Regions from separate parts of the Homo sapiens genome. Here region 2 is linked to region 1. A link is an interaction called in ENCODE POLR2A ChIA-PET data of the cell type or tissue named here. Cell type or tissue: B cell. All regions are shown on one strand. Links, peaks and the distances in the headings refer to the core of each region. The heading gives the core; the rest is flanking DNA. Region 1 overlaps SKI (SKI proto-oncogene). Region 2 overlaps CFAP74 (cilia and flagella associated protein 74).

Region 1 (5,366 bases), core at 277-5,276:
CATCTCTCAGCTGGCTCTCCACTCACTGCCTTGCTCTCATTTCCAGAAACATCTCTTCCGAATAAGAATCACCTGGGGTCGGTTTCAGCCCACTCAGACCACACCATGGGTGAGGAGCCGGCCACCCGGGACCACCAAAGGCAGAGACACTTGAAAGGGTCCCCCTCAGCCTTGATCTCAAAACAGCCCTGGGGCACTGAAGGCTGAACTGAGCAGACAATTGTCTCCCATTGCCAGGGAACCTCCTGGTGGCACGGCTGTCTGCGTGGCCGGCAACGCTAGGAACATCCGGCCTGCACGCTGGACCCTGGAGCCTCACACGTCCTCAGCCTGTAGAATTCCCCCAGCACCTCCACGAATGAGGCAAGGGGCCCTGTGGACCCAACCACAATGGGACCTGATGCCCAGGCCCAGGTCAGACACACCCTGCACGCCCACCAACAACGCTGCCATGAAAGCTGGCCTCCAACTCAGAGCCGACCATCAGGGTGGCAGTGCCAGGCAGCACCAAGAAACAACAGCACTCGACCGCATCTGCCACTGGCCTGACAGCCTCGCACACTCCAGGCATTTTGCTAAGTACCTACGGGAATCCATCAGCTGACCACCAGGCTGGCTGGCTGTGGGCACAGTCCCCGTGCCAGCGCCCAGACGCGGCTCCTGAGATGGCTTGTGGGACCCAGCTGCCTCTTCCAAACAGGAGAGGGGCCAATGGGAAACTGAGGCCTAGAAAAGTAACGTGGCCCACACTCAGAGTAGGAAGGTAGCCCAGCCATGCTCCTAAACCCTAAGCCACGCTGCCTCTCTACGCTCCTAGAAACTTCCACTTGACTGAAATAATCAAAAAGTACACTGACCACTATTTGCACAGAGAAGACGTGAGAAGGAAAGACAGTGAGTTAAACAGCAAACCCAGCTGCAGTGACTTTCACTTCACTGTGGGCAAAGGAAAACCAACAGGTACAGCCAGTGCCTGCCAGAGAGGCTGCCCCACGGCTTTTCTGAACCAGCGCAGAGCGCCGCCCCGCCTCAGGTCAAAGGCTGCCTGTCCAGGCCCCGCCACTGCCAGGCTTCCTTTTGAATCCAACCAGCACCGTCACAGTTGCATTGCCCCAGTGGCGCAGGGGCCCCAGCGTTATTTGCAAAACAAAAAGTGAGGACCCTCCACTGGAGAGCCACCCTGCGGCGCCCCTCATTAATATTCAACAGTTAGGACAAAGCCGGACAAAAGAGCAGAGCGGGTCACCAAGCTCAGAACCCACCCTGAGTCCCACAGCCTGCTCCTGATTCCAAGATGGGGCCTTTGGAAACCAAGTAACGGAAATGGCTGCCAGCCAGGCTGAGTCCGGGCAGCCCCGGAGAGGGGACGCGGCAGTGTGGGCACCACCCAGCCAGGCCAAAGCAGAACCTAGGAGCTCCCCCCAAGAACCTGGTGGCCTCAGGGCCTGGAAAGGCAGCTGGCCAGGCCCCTAGGGCTCTGGGGAAGGAATGTGGGCTGCTCCAGAAAGTCCCCAAAAGCACCAGGGTCCTTCCGCGCACTCACCACAGCCTCTCCGTGAGGCACCGGTGCACAAGAGCAGACACGACGCGACCAAGGCCCCCCGCCACCGCGCCCCCCCGTCACCACCAGCAGAGCCAAACAAGTCAACATGGGGCTGAAACTGGTCCCAGCCCACATGCCCTGGTAAAAGGGGCGGGCACGCTGCGTCCAAGGGCTGTCCCAGCTGCGTTGGCAATGGCGCATCCAGGGGAAGGAGGCCAAGGTGTGCAGCCAGCAGTAAGGCCCCTTCCCGAGAGCCAGACTGGACTCGGGCTGGGGCAGCTGTGTGCTCCCCAAGGGCACCTGTGGGGCCCAGGAAAGAGGAAGAGCAAGTCCTGATGCCAGGAGCAGGCCCTGGGCTCCTAGGTTCAGGAAAAAGTCAAGGCCAAGCCAGCAGATTGTCCCAGAAACCCCAAGTGGCCAGGGCAAGGGGGTACATACTTCTTGCCTGGTGGCTGCACCCCAACCCCAGGGAGGCATTTCTAGGGGCTGCCAGAGAATGGCCCCTTGCCCCGGGTCCACCACACCACCCACATTTGGCAATGGGTTCCAAAGGGAGGAACGTGACAGGCTTCTGTGAGGTGGCAAGTATCATCTTCAGCGAAGCCATCATTTTGCTAAAAGAACTTTCTCCAGGATCTGGCAGGATATAACTTCAGAGCCAGAAGAAAGGAGGGAGAAGCACGCTGCAAACAGGCCCTTGGTCATTTGGGAGTCTGGGGTCCTCTCGCTGCCCTTCCCTGGCTCCAGGCTGAGGGCGCCCCTGACCCAGGCCCTTCCCTCTCCAGCTGCACACACCCATGCACACCTGTGCACACACATGCCCACGGCTCCCTTTTTTGTTTTTTGTTTTTTTAAGATGGAGTCTTGCTCTGTTGCCCAGGCTGAAGTGCAGTGGCACAATCTCGGCTCACTGCAAACTCCGACTCCCAGGTTCAAGTGATTCTCCTGCCTCAGCCTCCCAAGTAGCTGGGACCAGGTGCATGCCACCACACCTGGCTAACTTTTGTATTTTTAGTAGAGACGAGATTTCACCATATTGGCCAGGCTGGTCTTGAACTCCTGACCTTGTGATCCGCTGGCCTCAGCCTCCCAAAGTGCTGGGATTACAGGCGTGAGCCACCGTGCCCGGCCTGTGCCCATGGCTCTTGCACAGGCCTCCCAGAAAGCAGAAGCAGCCTGGCCACAGTGGGCGAGGTGGAGGTTCCTGAGGCCCCCCCCATCAGGTTCCTCTTTGCTGCTGCTACAGGCCAGGCACACGGTAGGTGCCCCTTCACAGAAGAGCAGCCCCATCAGGCCCGACTGCCGCACTCTCTGAGACTCCCTCCCCCAATGGCACTCACAGCCTTCGGCCCCAGCAGGTCACTGTCATCTCTTCATCACACAGAAGCCCTCTCCATGAACACCACCAGTCCCGGCAGAGCCCCCGCCCAGCTCGCACAAAGGAGGGGTGGGGAGTCTGACTTGCAGACAGCGCTGCACACCGAGGCTCACAGAGCGTCTCCTCTTACAAACATGAATCTGGCGCCGAGACGCTCCAGCTTCCTGACCACCACAGCAGAGGACAGAGGCAGCCTCCAGCAACAGAGGCAGGATCCGACCACGGTGCACGCAGTAGACAAACAGGAGACAGAAATTTACAAGTAGAACAGGATCACTAACCAGAGTAGATAAAGACGTACAACTGAGCAAAGGCCCCCACACACAACTCGACTCAAAGAGGGACTCAGACATTCCTCAAAGAGGATATAGGAGTGGCCAATAAGCACACGAAAAAATGCCCAACATACTAATCATCAGGGAAATGAGAACCAAAACCACAATGAGATGCCACCTCACACCCATTAGGATGGCCGCTGTCAAAAAACAGAACAAGTGCTGGAGAGGATGCAAAGACAGTGCTGCTCGAACGCTGTTGCTGGGAGTGGAAAATGCTGCAGCCACTATGAAAAACAGTCGGTTCTTTAAAAAGAAAAACGGGCTGAATGCGGTGGCTCACGCCTGTAATCCCAGCACTTTGGGAGGCCGAGGCGGGATGACGGCTTGAGGCCAGGAGTCAGAGACCAGCCTGGCCAACGTGGCGAAACCCGTCTCTACTAAAAAAACAAAAATTAGCCAGGTGTGGTGGCACACACCTATAGCCCCAGCTACTCAGGAGGCTGAGGCAGGAGAATCACTTGAACCTGGGAGGCGGAGGTTGCAGTGAGCCGAGACTGTGCCACCGCACTCTGGCCTGGGCAACAGAGTGAGACCCTGCCTCAAAAAAAAAAAAAAAAAAAAAAAAAAGAAGGAAAAATAGGGCCAGGTGCAGTGGCTGACGCTTGTAATCCCAGCACTTTAGGAGGCCAAGGCGGGCAGGTCACATAAGGTCAAGAATTCAAGATTAGCCTGGCCAACATGGTGAAACCCCATCTCCACTAAAAATACAAAAATCAGCTGGGCATGGTGGCACATGCCTTTAGTCCCAGCTACTTGGGAGGCTGAGACAGGAGAATCGCTTGAGCCCAGGAGGAGGTGGAGGCTGCAGTGAGCCGAGATCGTGCCACTGCACTCCAGCCTGGGCAACAGAGCAAGATGCTGTCTCAAAAATAAATGAATAAAAATAGAATGATCAATGATCCAGCAATCCCACTTCTGGGTCTACACCCAGAACTGAAGGCAGGGTCTCCAGAGGTCACTGTGCACCCGTGCTCACAGCAGCATCATTCACGACAGCTAAACTGTGGAAGTCACCCGTGTGTCCACTGACAGAAATGGGTAAACAAAATACATCCATACAGCAGCCTGCGGTTCAGTCTTGAGAAGGAAGGAGACTGTGACACAGGCTACGCATGGCTGCGCCTTGAGGACATGGTGCTGAGTGAAATAAGCTGTCACAAAAGGACAGATCCTGTGCGATTCCACTCACAGGAGGCCCCTAGAGTCACCAAAGTCACAGAAACAGAAAGCGGCGGGTGGGTGTTGGGGGCTGGGGGAGGCAGAATGGGGAGTGAGTGTCTCATGGGGACAAAGGCTGAGCCTGGGAAGGTGGGTGAACAGCAGCGTGAATTTGCTTTACAGTTTTAGCTGTTCTGAGGTTAGGTGCGTATATATTATTGTTAGATCTTCCAGTTGATTCGACCCTTTTATTGTTCTGTAACTACTTTTCTGTTTCTAGTAATAGTTTCTGAAGAAAAGTATATTTTGTTTGATACAAATGGAGCCACTCCTGTTTTCTTTTGGTCACCAATGGCATGGGATGTCTTTTTCCATTCCTTCACTGTCAGCCTATGTGTTCAACACTGCTGAATGCTACATGTAATGGTCAACATTATGTTTATTTTGCCACAATAAGAAAATGTAATATGCACAAGTTACAGAAAAAAATACTGAAATAACAAAACAATCAACCCACCAAAAAGCAAAGAAATACAAACTAAATGATGAGATTTTTCACCTTTCAAATTAACAAAGACACTCTAAATGACAGAATCTTGTTTTTGCTTTTCGTTTTTTGAGACAGAGTCTCGCTCTGTCACCCAGGCTGTAGTACAATGGCGCCATCTCAGCTCACTGCAACCTTCACCTCCCAGGTTCAAGCTATTCTCCAGCCTCAGCCTCCCAAGTAGCTGGGACTACAGGTGCACACCACCACGCCCAGGTAATTTTTGTATTTTTCTAGTAGAAACATGGTGTCACCATGTTGGCCAGGCTGGTCTTGAAAACCTGACCTCAAGTGATCCACCCACCTTGGCCTCCCAAAGTGCTGGGATTACAGGTGTGAGCCACCATGCCCAGCCTAAATGACAGAATCTTAAAAGTTGTCAGGAGGGGCCAGGTGCAGTGG
Region 2 (5,366 bases), core at 266-5,265, 310 kb after region 1:
TCTTGTTGCCCAGGCTGGAGTGCAATGGCGCAATCTCGGCTCACCACAACCTCTGCCTCCCAGGTTCAAGCGATTCTCCTGCCTCAGCCTCCTGAGTAGCTGGGATTACAGGCATACGCCACCACGCCCAGATAATTTTGTATTTTTAGTAGTGACAGGGTTTCTCCACGTTGGTCAGGCTGGTTTCAAACTCCTGACCTCAGGTGATCTGCCCGCCTCAGCCTCCCAAAGTGCTGGGATTACAGGCATGAGCCACTACACCTGACCTCTCAGAGAGCTTTTCTAACTCCATGGCTCCAGAGCCCCCTGCAGTTCGTGTGTGTGTGTGTGTGTGTAGTGCTGAAAAAAAAAAGGTCCCAACTTTCTTAGCTCTGCGTCCTCTGCTCTCTTCTTCCCTTCCATTTTCAGATAACCCACAAACTCAGCCAACATCATGTACCCTCCACCCAAAATACAGATCTTAGACTTTTATCCTACTTGCCTCTGATTTCTCTTTGTTGTTACAGAAACAAACATTCTCCCTCAAGTCGGAGCTGGCTTTGTTCTCCCTCCCTCCCCAGAGCCCGTCACTGTCAGGAATGCCAGGGGTCACACTTTCATTACATACCTGTGTACCTATAACCTAACACACACACGTACACACGTGTATACCTACAACCTAACAGGTACACACGTGTGTACCTACAACCTAACCCACGTGCACACATGTGTACCTACAACCTAGCGCGCACACACCTGTGTACCTACAACCTAACACCCACGTACACACGTGTGTACCTACAACCTAACACCCACACATACAGACGTGTGTACCTATAACCTAACACCCACATACACACGTGTGTACCTACAACCTAACACCCACGTACACACCTGTGTACCTACAACCTAACACCCACGTATACACCTGTGTACCTACAACCTAACACCCACATACACACGTGTGTACTTACAGCCTAACACCCACGTACACACGTGTGTACCTACAACACCCACGTACACGTGTGTACCCACAACCTAACACCCACGTACACACGTGTGTACCTACAACCTAACACCCACGTACACACGTGTGTACCTACAACCTAACACCCACGTACACACCTGTGTACCCACAACCTAACACCCACGTACACACGTGTGTACCCACAGCCTAACACCCACGTACACACGTGTGTACCCACAGCAACACACATACACACGTGTGTACCTACAACCTAACACCCACGTACACACGTGTACCTACAACCTAACACCCACGTACACACCTGTGTACCTACAACCTAACACCCACGTACACACGTGTGTACCTACAACCTAACACCCACGCACACACGTGTGTACCTACAACCTAACACCCACGTACACACGTACCTACAACGTAACACCCACATACACACGTGTGTACCTACAACCTAACACCCACGTACACACGTGTGTACCTACAACCTAACACCCACGTACACACGTGTGTACCTACAGCCTAACACCCACGTACACACCTGTGTACCTACAGCCTAACACCCACGTACACACGTGTGTACCTACAGCCTAACACCCACGTACACACGTGTGTACCTACAACCTAACACACACACATACACACGTGTACCTATAACCTAACACCCACGTACACACGTGTGTACCTACAACCTAACACCCACGTATACACCTGTGTACCTACAACCTAACACCCACGTATACACCTGTGTACCTACAACCTAACACACATACACACCTGTGTACCTACAACCTAATACACACATGTGTACCTACAACACACATGTACACACGTGTGTACCTACAACCTAACACACACGTACACATGTGTGTACCTACAACCTAACACCCACGTATACACCTGTGTACCTACAACCTAACACCCACGTGTACACCTGTGTACCTACAACCTAACACCCACGTATACACCTGTGTACCTACAGCCTAACACACGTACACACGTGTGTACCTATACCCTAACACTCACACATACACACACTTCTACACTTGCACAGATGTAGGGTGACCACCATGCTGCTGTACCCAGTACTGAGGGGCTTCTCAGGCCGCAGGACTTTGAGTGCTGAAACTTGGAGAGCCCCATGCAGACCGGGACCTCATGCCGGTGGCCTCAGACCCCTGCTGCTGGTCTGGATTTTGCTTGTCTCCCCTCAGCCTGGGTATTTTTGTGACTGATCCTCATGGGCACCACCAAAGGCTCCATGTTGGACCCATCAGGTTTGAGGCCTGCGGGCTGTCAGAGCAGCACCTCGTGGGAAGCTTCTAGTTCTAAACGCAGATATTAGAAAAGAGGGTGTGAAAATCAACCATCTAAGCTTCCTTTTCAAGAATTAGGAAAAGAACACAGTAAATTAAACCCAAAGAGAGTAGAAGAAAGACATAAAAAAGGTAAAAGTGGAAGTCAACGAAATAGAAATGCAATATTCAACAGAGAAAAACAACAAACTAAAAGTCTTTCTTGTACAATTTAATAAAATTCATTACCCCCAGCAAGACCAATGAGGATAAAAAGAGAAAACACAAACCATCAATATCAGGAGCGAAAGGGAACATCACCACAGACCCTAACAAATATCAAAGCGATAAGAAGAGAACATGATGAACATCTTTACACCAGGGAACCTGACAATTTTGAGGAAATGGACAAATTCCTCAAAATACACAATGGACACAGGAAAAATATAGAAATACCTGAATAGTTGGGCCGGGTGCGGTGGCTCACGCCTGTAATCCCAGCACTTTGGGAGGCCGAGGCGGGCGGATCACCTGAGGTCAGGAGTTTGAGACCAGCCTGGCCAACATGGTGAAACCCTGTCTCTACTAAAAATGCAAAAATTAGCCAGGTAAGGTGCTGCACACCTGTAATCCCAGCTACTCTCCTGAAGCAGGAGAGTCGCTTGAACCCAGGAGGCAGAGCTTGCAGTGAGCCGAGATTGCACCACTGCACTAAGCCTGGGCGACAGAGCGAGACTCCATTTCAAAAAAAAAAAAAAAAAGGTCAGGCACGGTGGCTCCCGCATGTAATCCCAGCACTTTGGGAGGCCGAGGTGCGCAGATCACGAGGTCAGGAGATCAAGACCATCCTGCCTAACACGTTGAAACCCCGTCTCTACTAAAAATACAAAAAAATTAGCCGGGCATGGTGGCGGGCGCCTATAGTCCCAGCTACTCGGGAGGCTGAGGCAGGAGAATGGCGTGAACCCTGGAGATGGAGCTTGCAGTGAGCCGAGATCGCACCACTGCACTCCAGCCTGGGTGACAGAGCAAGACCCCATCTCAAAAAAAAAAAAGGTCGGGCACAGTGTCTCACACCTGTAATCCCAACACTTGAGGAGGCCGAGGCGGGCAGATCACGAGGTCAGGAGATCGAGACCATCCTGGCTAACACAGTGAAACACCATCGCTACTAAAAATACAAAAAATTAGCCAGGTGTGGTGGTGGGTGCCTGTAGTCCCAGCTACTTGGGAGACTGAGGCAGGAGAATCATTGAACCCGGGAGGCGGAGGTTGCAGTGAGCCGAGATCATGCCACTGCTCTCCAGCCTGGGCAACAGAGCGAGATTCTGTCTCAAAAAAAAAAAGAAAAAAAGAAAGAAAAAAATTGACTACTAATAATAATCAATAATATCTCCACTCAAAAATAATTTTAGTGAGTGCTGGGCGCCACGGCTGTAATCCCAGCACTTTGGGAAGCTGAAACAGGAGGATCACTTGAGTCCAGGAATTTGAGACCAGCCTGGGCAACACCCCATCACTACATTTTTCTTTTCTTTTTTTTTTTTTTTGAGACAGAGTCTCGCTCTATCACCCAGGCTGGAGTGCGGTGGCGCGATCTCGGCTCACTGCAAGCTCCGCCTCCTGGGTTCACGCCATTCTCCTGCCTCAGCCTCCCAAATAGCTGGGACTACAGGTGCCCACCACCACGCCTGGCTAATTTTTGTGTATTTTTAGTAGAGACGGGGTTTCACCATGTTAGCCAGGATGGTCTCGATCTCCTGACCTCGTGATCTGCCCGCCTCAGCCTCCCAAAGTGCTGGGATTACAGGCGTGAGCCACCGCGCCCGGCCTACATTTTTCTAAGTTTTTTGTTTTTTGTTTTTTGTTTTTTTTTTTTTGAGGCGAGAGTCTCACTCTGTCACCCAGACTGGAGTGCAGTGGGGCGATCTCAGCTCACCGCAACCTCTACCTCCTAGGTTCAAGCAATTCTCCTGCCTCAGCCTCCCGAGTAGCTGGGATTACAGGCACCGGCCACCACGCCCAGCTAACTTTTGCATTTTTTTCAGTAGAGATTGGGTTTCACCGTGTTGGCCAGGCTGGTCTTGAACTCCTGACCTCAGGTAATCCACCCGCCTCGGTCTCCCAAAGTGCTGGGATTATAGGCGTGAGTCACCGCGCCCAGCCAATTTTTTTAAGAATTTTTTTTTTTTTTTTTTTTTTTGAGACAGAGACAGAGTCTTTGCTCTGTCACCCAGGCTGGAGTGCAGTGGCACAATCTCGGCTCGCTGCAAGCTCCGCCTCCTGGGTTCACGCCATTCTTCTGCCTCAGCCTCCCAAATAGCTGGGACTACAGGCGCCCGCCAGCACACCCAGCTAATTTTTTTGTATTTTTAGTAGCGACGGGGTTTCGCCGTGTTAGCCAGGATGGTCTCGATCTCCTGACCTTGTGATCCGCCCGCCTCGGACTCCTAAAGTGTTGGGATTACAGGCGTGAGCCACTGTGCCCGAACTTTTTTTTTTTTTTTTTTTTTTATTGAGATGGGGTCTTGCTCTGTCACCCAGGCTAGAGTGCAGTGGTGCGATCTCAGCTCACTGCAAGCTCCGTCTCCAGGATTCACGCCATTCTCCTGCCTCAGCCTCCAAAGTAGCTGGGACTACAGGTGCCCACCACCATGCCTGGCTAATTTTTTTGTATTTTTAGTAGAGACGGGGTTTCACCGTGTTAGCCGGGATGGTCTCGATCTCCTGACCTCGTGATCCGCCCTCCTCGGCCTCCCAAAGTGCTGGGATTACAGGTGTGAGCCACCATGCCAGCCTTTTTAAAGAATTTTTTAAAGCATTTAGAGCCTGTGGTCACAGGACATAAAAATACGCATTTGAATATTACAACATATGAATGAACACTTTCTGTTACCGACAAATGTGATAGGAGTATTGTCCTTTACAGCATAAAATATATACAATTAGGACAAAAATCAATGGGGAAAATACAGTGGAAATAGGCATTTGAGGAAAATATGAAATGTGAAGTTTCCAATGGTTAAAATAACCAGGTCCCGGCCTCTTTTTAATAGATGGTGGCAGGAATCAACTTGCTCATAATAGGCCTCGTAGACACCTGTGCTTCC

What was found. Peaks named below come from ENCODE experiments on the same cell type or tissue, not always from the same donor. Only the 100,000 strongest peaks of a DNase experiment are listed, where the experiment ranks them.
Region 2: POLR2A ChIA-PET joins it to region 1 with 5 read pairs; 2 of 35 experiments call an interaction of 5 or more read pairs at or near these places.

What each region holds. Positions count from the first base shown.
Region 1 is chr1:2,244,249-2,249,614 of GRCh38, reverse strand. The region is part of intron 1 of SKI (SKI proto-oncogene); the gene reads right to left. Among named protein-coding and RNA genes, the nearest start is that of SKI, 19 kb to the right of the region's middle. RefSeq lists enhancers at 1-374, 375-1,300, 1,301-2,227 and a silencer at 156-550. In B cell, for the core only: no CTCF peak of the experiment used is centred there; DNase peaks (open chromatin) are centred at 2,764 and 3,244; H3K4me3 peaks cover 554 bases; H3K27ac peaks cover 1,287 bases.
Region 2 is chr1:1,930,837-1,936,202 of GRCh38, reverse strand. The region is part of intron 25 of CFAP74 (cilia and flagella associated protein 74); the gene reads left to right. Among named protein-coding and RNA genes, the nearest start is that of TMEM52, 14 kb to the right of the region's middle. In B cell, for the core only: no CTCF peak of the experiment used is centred there; no DNase peak of the experiment used is centred there.